Linked DNA regions of Homo sapiens: region 2 is linked to region 1. A link is a contact called in ENCODE Hi-C or POLR2A ChIA-PET data. All regions are on one chromosome and are shown on one strand. Each heading gives the region's core, a stretch centred on a gene start or an enhancer-like site at or near the end of the contact. The rest is flanking DNA. Distances are from core to core; before and after follow the strand shown. Region 1 holds the start of RINL (Ras and Rab interactor like). Region 2 holds the start of SARS2 (seryl-tRNA synthetase 2, mitochondrial).

Region 1 (3,204 bases), core at 374-2,873:
GCAGGGGAAGGAGGGCATAGCCTCAGCCCTAGTAGCCTCACCTCACCCCCTCTGTGGGGACTTCAGGTGCCTTGTCTTCTGGCTGGGCCATCGTCAGGTTGCAGGAAGCCAGTGAGTCATGACCTGGCCTCTGGCAGGGAGAAAGGTAAGACTCAAAGCTGCTCTAGCCCTCGGGTCATGTTCAAGATATTTACAATCAATATGGCAGAGACCCTGACCAATCAGAATGGACCCCAGAGGCCGCTTGCCGTGGCAGGGGTTAATTCTTTATTTTATTTTTGAGACGGAGTCTCACTGTATTGCCCAGACTGCAGTGCAGTGGCACGATCTCAGCTCACTGCAACCTCCGCCTCGTAGGTTCAAGCGATTCTTGTGCCTCAGTCTCCCGAGTAGTTGGGATTACAGGCGTGCACCACCACGCCTGGGTAATTTTTGTATTTTTTAGTAGAGACAAGGTTTTGACGTGTTACCCAGGCTGGTCTCAAACTCCTGACCTCAAGTGATCCCCCCGCCTCGGCCTCCCAAAGTGCTGAGATTACAGGCATGAGCCACCACACCCGGCCGGCAGGGGTTAAATCTTTAGTACCGGATGGTGGGGAATCTGGGGATCCCAGGAGAGAGGCCAGTGTGTCTTGCGGTGTGGGGAGAGGACTCAAAACAATAGCTCTTTACTGAAGTGGTAGGAAATATGTTAAGATTTTTAACAGCCATGGGGGCTGTGTAAATGTGGGCCAGCCCTTGGCAAAACCCAGTCAGCGCCTGGAAAAGTTCTTGGCCCAGAGTAGGCAGTCCCTATATCTGGAAAGGTAATAACATCCCCTCTTCCTCCCTTCCCACACCATGGAGGGGCCACTGAATCTCTTCCCCCAGCATTTTATTATGAAAAATTTCAGACATAGAGAAAAGCTGAAAGAATTGTACAGGAAACATCCCTATGCCCACTACCAAGATTCTACCATGAACATTTTACTCATCTTGCTTTATCACACATCTGTTCCTCTCTCTCTTCATCCACCCATCAGGCCCCAGCTCCTAACCAGGTACAGAGTCCTACGTAGGTTATCACTTAGGGTGGCACTTATCCCAGCAGCAGTCCCAGGAGCAGGAGACCTGGATCGGGGGAGGATCCATCCTCCCTCCCTCCCTCCCTCCCTTCCTTCCTTCCTTCCATCCATCCAGTATTTACTGAATACAGGCTGGAATTAGGTGCCTCTGCCCTGGAGAGAGGGTGATGAACAGGACAGGCTCCTCCCCTCAGGGCCTTCCATTCTTGTTTGGGGCAGGTGTAGCATATGGATAATAGGCAGCTAAACAAATACATTAGGCCATTGACCAGAAGGCCAGGGTGTTATTAGGAAGGAGGGAGGTGGGCAGGGAGGCGCAGGTGCCCTGCCCAGGCAAGAGCAGGAAGGAAGGGAGGGGAGGGGAGGGGAGAGGGAAGCAGATGCCTGCTTGTGTACCGTGGCAGGAGAGGAGGCTGTGGGCAGTGCGTGGCAGGGGTGGGTCAGGGCAGCTGCCTCATACCAAAGGGAGGCAGCAGGGGCTGAAGATGCCAGATGCTCGGTTCCTGGGGGCCCTACCTGTTCTCGGAGGAGAGGCCTGCAGTAGCAGGAAGTGGAGAGAGGAAGCTGAGCAGGCAGGGGGAAGAGGCGGGGCTGGGGTATCTGAAGTCAACTTTCCTCCCTCTTTCTGGGGCCTCAGGCCTTTAGTGACGGGGCTTAGAGGAAGGGACACTGGCAGGCTGGGAGTCCAGGGGTCAGAGCCACGAGGGCCCCCGTGAGGACCCTCTTGTTACCCCTCACTCTGGATCCCGGAGACTTTCTGGTTCCTTAGTGGCCCAAGATCTAACCCCCTCCCTTCAGAGATTTCCCTGGGTGCCCACAGAAAGAAACAGGAGGCCAGACCGGATTGTTAGTTGTTTTTGTTTTTAATTTGTCTCCAATAAGCAATGTCTTCTGCCCATCCAGCATGGGAAGTGGGTCCCACGTGAAGGGGGCCCACCACCCACTTTGGGAGCTGAAGGCAGAGACTCGGGAGCCCTCCCGGCTCAGACTCCCCCTACGCTGGGTGTGGGTTATATTCAGAGGCCCACACCCACACTGGGGTAGGTTAGGTATGGTTTACTTAGCCACAGGCCCCCGGGGGCAGGAGACAGAGTGGGGGCCCGAAGCTCCCTGTCCTGGAAGAGTTAAAAGTTCTGGGGTAGCCCTGGCCCCGTGGGGGCAGTTAGAGATGAGGGAGGTTACTCCTTAGCCCAGGAGTGGTTAGAGACAGTGGGGCTGGTAGAGATGCCTGTTTAAGCCTTGGCCTCTAGGAGGTGTTAGAGATTTGCTGGGGTTGGGGGCCAGGGTTGCTGGGACCCCAGTTTTGGGGAGGGAGCTGTAAGAGATTGGGGGATGTTCTGAGCTCCCCAGACAAGAACTGCTGGTTAAGAGGGGGCCAGGCCCGGTTGGGGCTCAGCTGTCCCTGAGGAGCTCGGCATCCCGCCTGGGAGATGCAGCTGTCACTGGGGTTTCTCCCTCTCTGTTGTCCTGGCCTCGTCCTTGGCAGGTGGCGGGGACTTCTTGGGGGAAGCTGAAGTGCTGGGGTTGGGGACCCCCGCCCCCGACTGGGCATCTATGCTGGCGTGCTCCCTCCGGACAAGGTCCTCCAGCTCCTTCTGCAGGAGCAAAGGTCACAGAAGTCAAAGGTCACTGTGCATCATGGGGTCAGAGGACCCATGGGGTGGGGAGAGGGTCCAGGGATGGGGCTCAGGACAGGCTGGGGTTGCTCAGCTCCTCACCTTCCATCCAAGGAGCTCAGCAAGGGCCAGGCAGCCCTGGTCGCATTCACCCAGCCAGGCCACGTCCCTGCGGTGCAGCAGGAGATCAGAGTTCCCAGGCGGGCTCGCCCCTGCCTGCTCCTCTCATCTGCCTTCGTGCCCCCGCTCCCACCTCACCCTGTCCCTTCCAGGCTGCCCCAACCCCCGGCGGGGCCTCACCTGTAGGCCTTCTTGGAGTCAAAGTCCATGCCTCCTCCGAGGCCCATAATCATCCCCAGGAAAGGGTCCGACTGTCAGGGAGGGGGTGGGTCAGGGGCAGGAGCAGGGAAGGGAGAGCTAAGAGCACAGACCCTGGAGCCAGGTGGCCTGGGTTTGTATCCTAGCTCTGTGACTTTGTTTTTTTTTTGTTGTTGTTTTTTTGGTTTTTTTTGAGACAAAGTTTC
Region 2 (3,204 bases), core at 419-2,918, 52 kb after region 1:
TAATCCCAGCTACTCGGGAGGCTGAGGTGGGAGAATCACTTCAACCTGGGAGGCAGAAGTCGCAGCGCACTCCAGCCTGGGAGACAAGAGCAAAACTCCATCTCAAAAAAAAAATGTCTTTTACTAGACTGTGAACTCAGATCATGAGAGGGCACAGCAGGGTACTTAAGATTGTGGAGTCTGGGTGTGGTGGCTCATGCCTGTAATCTCAGCATTTTGGGAGGCCAGGGTGGGAGGATCACTTGGGCGCAGGAGTTCAAGACCAGCCTGGGCAACATAGTATGTCCCTGTCTCAACAAAAAATACAAAAGTTTAGCCGGGCGTGGTGGTGTCTGCCTGTAGTCCCAGCTACACGGGAGGCTGAGTGGGAGGATTATTTGAGCTCAGGAATTCAAGGTTCCAGTGAGCTATAATTGTACCACTGTACTCCATCCTGCCATCCTGGGCGACAGAACAACACCCTATCTCAAAAAAAAAAAAAAAAAAAGTGGATTCTAGGCCAGAAAGCACAGGTTAAAATTCCCACTCTGCCACTTCCCAGTTGCATGACCTAGCGCAAGTGAATTAGCTTCTCGAAGCCTTAGTTTCCCCTCTGATAAAATGGGAGAAATAATGGCACCTACTTCATAGAGTTGCTGTGAAAATTAAACGAGGTTAAAGTGAATAAAGCACTTCAAACAGGCTGGGAGGGGAGTCCAAGAGAGGAATGGGAAGACGTGGGGACCCCACTATCGTTAGCACCTCAACACAGAGATATTGTGAACCCGGTCCTAATTCCCTTTTATAAGTGCTAGCAATTTTATTATTATTCACCGCATATTTGCAACATCTAGAACACCGGAATATAGCAGTTGCACCTTAAGTATCAGTTTAATAGAACCATTCATTAATGGATTCATTCATTCATTCATTAACTCTATTTAACTGCCTGCTATGTGTGGCGGAGGTGCACAACTCTCCCTACCTCTCTCTCTAAACGCAAGAGCTCCACCACACCCCAGCCCTGACCCCGTCCGATTCACACTTGGCTCCCCATTTTCCTTTGTGGTCTTAGGGAAAGGCTGGCATGAGGTTGCAGCACGGAGGGCAATGTCACATAGCAAGTTCCTAAAGGACAGGAGGTACCCAGCGAGCAGTATGAAACAAGCGCATAATGGGTGTCCAGGACACAGTAGGCATTCTTGGCACATAGTAGGGCCTCAGCACTCACTGGACAACTGGCACATAAGTGGGTGCCATGCACAAGACGTTGGCTAACTTGGGAAATAACTAAAATTCCTACTACAGGTTCGCCCCCTGCCGGAGGGCATCTTGCAAACCCAATTCTTCCGTAAAGCAAACGTCTGCGCCCCCCGGCCGGCGCAGGCGCACTCACGATCGCGGGCAGGTCCGCCGAGCGCAGCTCCCCCTTGCGGAGCTCCAGGGCGTGTGCGGCCTCTTCTGGGCATGCGCAGAACCGCTCTATGTCCAGCTGAGGGAGTGCGCTGTAGCCCTCGCGCGCATACTCGTACAGGAGGTTCCGGTTTCGTTTCTCTGTAGTGAAACTTCTCCTTGGACTATCGTTGGAGATGCAGCCTCCCCGGGGCCGGAACCCCCGACGAGTCAGCAAAGGCCACAAGCGCCGCGCCATGGACGCAGCCATCTTGGACCGGGAACAAGGCGGCACTTCGTCCCGCCCACTCCGCGTTTAGACCAATTGCAAGGCAGCGAACCTGACCGTGACGAGCCAATCAGATCCTGAGGAAAGTTGACCGCGATAGAGTCCTTCGTCGCCCAATCGTCGTCTGTGTCCCGCCTCTTCAGTGACGCGAGGCAGAACCAGCCAATCCCTGCACGGATAGCGCCCGGAAGAGGCTAGAAGCTGGATTCAGCGTGTCCGCGACCTCACCTTTAGGTCCTGTGAGGTCGGTGGAATCCTGGGGTCCTCCAAATCTACCAGGCCATCTCCCCAGTTTCCCAGTTCTTCCTGCGTGCGGGCGAGAGTGGTTGGGCCCTCGGGAACCCACTCAGAGCGAGGCTAAATTTACGGAGGGACTTTCTGTTAGCAGCATGAGGGCCTGTGGTTAGACCTATAGAGGTATTTCCTTTGATTTAAGCCAGAAAGTCCTGAGAGCGGATCGGGGAGCATTTGCGGATCGGTCACTTTTTCCTCCTTTCTGAGTCTCTTATCCCCTACCACAGGGACGGCCCAGGTGGCAGGATGTCCTGGTCTGGCCTTCTCCATGGCCTCAACACGTCCCTAACTTGTGGTAAGTGGGGGACTTGGGCTTCAGGGACGAGGCTAGAGGGGGAGGGTTATTCGCTCTTGGACTTGTGTGCCTCCGTCGGAGCCCCGAGGGAAACGGGGGTGGAAAAACACGGTGGGGTTTTGGCAGAGCTAGGGCTGCTAGAGCAAGAGGTGGGAAGCAGCTGCATGGAGGGCTACTGCGTGTCAAGCGGCGTTTGGGTCAGTTTTATTATTTATTTATTTAAGATCTCCCTCTGTCGCCCAGGCTGAAGTGCAGCGGTGTGATCACAGCTCACTGCAGTCTCGACCTCCTGGGCTCAAGTGATCCTCCCGCCTCAGCCTCCCAAGTAGCTGGGACCACAGGCCTGCAGAACCACAACCAGCTAACTTTTTGATTCTTTGTAGAGAGGGAGGTCTCCCTGTGTCGCCCAGTCTGGCCTTAACTCCTGAGCTCAAGTGACCCTCCACAGCCTCCAAAAGTGCTAGGATTACATGCATGAGCCACTGAGCCTACTATTATTTTAAACAGCATTAAAAATAATGCTTCCTGGCCAGCCGTGGTGGCTCACGCCTGTAATCCCAGCACTTTGAGAGGCCGAGGTCAGGAGTTCGAGACCAGCCTGACCAACATGGTGAAACCCCGTCTCTACTTAAAAATACGAAGATTAGCCGAGCGTGGTGGTGGGTGCCTGTAGTCCCAGCTGCTCAGGAGGCTGAGACAGGAGAATTGCTTGAACCCAGGAGGCAGAGGTTGCAGTGGGCCAAGATTGAGGTACTGCACTCCAGCCTGGGCGACAGAGTGAGACTTTGTCTCAAAAAAAAAAAAGAAAAAAAAAAAAAAGGTAATGCTTCCTTGAAGAATAAAGAGTTACTTTTGTCTGTAGATAACATTAGATGTGAACAAATGCATCTTTGTAAAGTGCTTTAAACAATGCCTAAAACACCAAAATTGAGTTGCTACTACTCTAAGATCTGTT

The links. Hi-C counts contacts between places; a loop is a spot of excess contacts on that map. ChIA-PET counts read pairs that join two places held with the same protein, here RNA polymerase II (POLR2A). Pooled maps may share reads with other maps.
Region 2: a loop to region 1 is called in a map of CD8-positive, alpha-beta T cell, with 7 times the contacts of the local background. The contact joins the promoter of SARS2 here to the promoter of RINL in region 1. A Hi-C loop is called at or near these places in 5 of 168 maps with a recorded cell type or tissue (B cell, CD8-positive, alpha-beta T cell, GM12878 and 2 more), 2 of 37 single-sample maps with no recorded cell type and 14 of 50 pooled maps. POLR2A ChIA-PET finds 5 or more read pairs at or near these places in 28 of 52 experiments (A549, CD4-positive, alpha-beta T cell, CD4-positive, alpha-beta memory T cell and 23 more).

Annotation. Positions count from the first base shown.
Region 1 is chr19:38,876,652-38,879,855 of GRCh38, forward strand. It overlaps RINL (Ras and Rab interactor like), which reads right to left and starts at 1,624. Exons shown (of 12, transcript NM_001195833.2): 1 at 1,581-1,624; 2 at 42-130. The coding sequence starts at 91. SIRT2 (sirtuin 2) reads right to left here. Exons shown (of 16, transcript NM_012237.4): 14 at 2,981-3,051; 15 at 2,783-2,849; 16 at 1,909-2,659. The coding sequence ends at 2,504. RefSeq lists a silencer at 1,411-1,460 and enhancers at 2,001-2,120, 2,161-2,260.
Region 2 is chr19:38,929,095-38,932,298 of GRCh38, forward strand. It overlaps SARS2 (seryl-tRNA synthetase 2, mitochondrial), which reads right to left and starts at 1,669. Exons shown (of 16, transcript NM_017827.4): 1 at 1,376-1,669. The coding sequence starts at 1,642. It overlaps MRPS12 (mitochondrial ribosomal protein S12), which reads left to right and starts at 1,850. Exons shown (of 3, transcript NM_033362.4): 1 at 1,850-1,904; 2 at 2,182-2,249. The coding sequence starts at 2,201. RefSeq lists an enhancer at 1,294-1,753.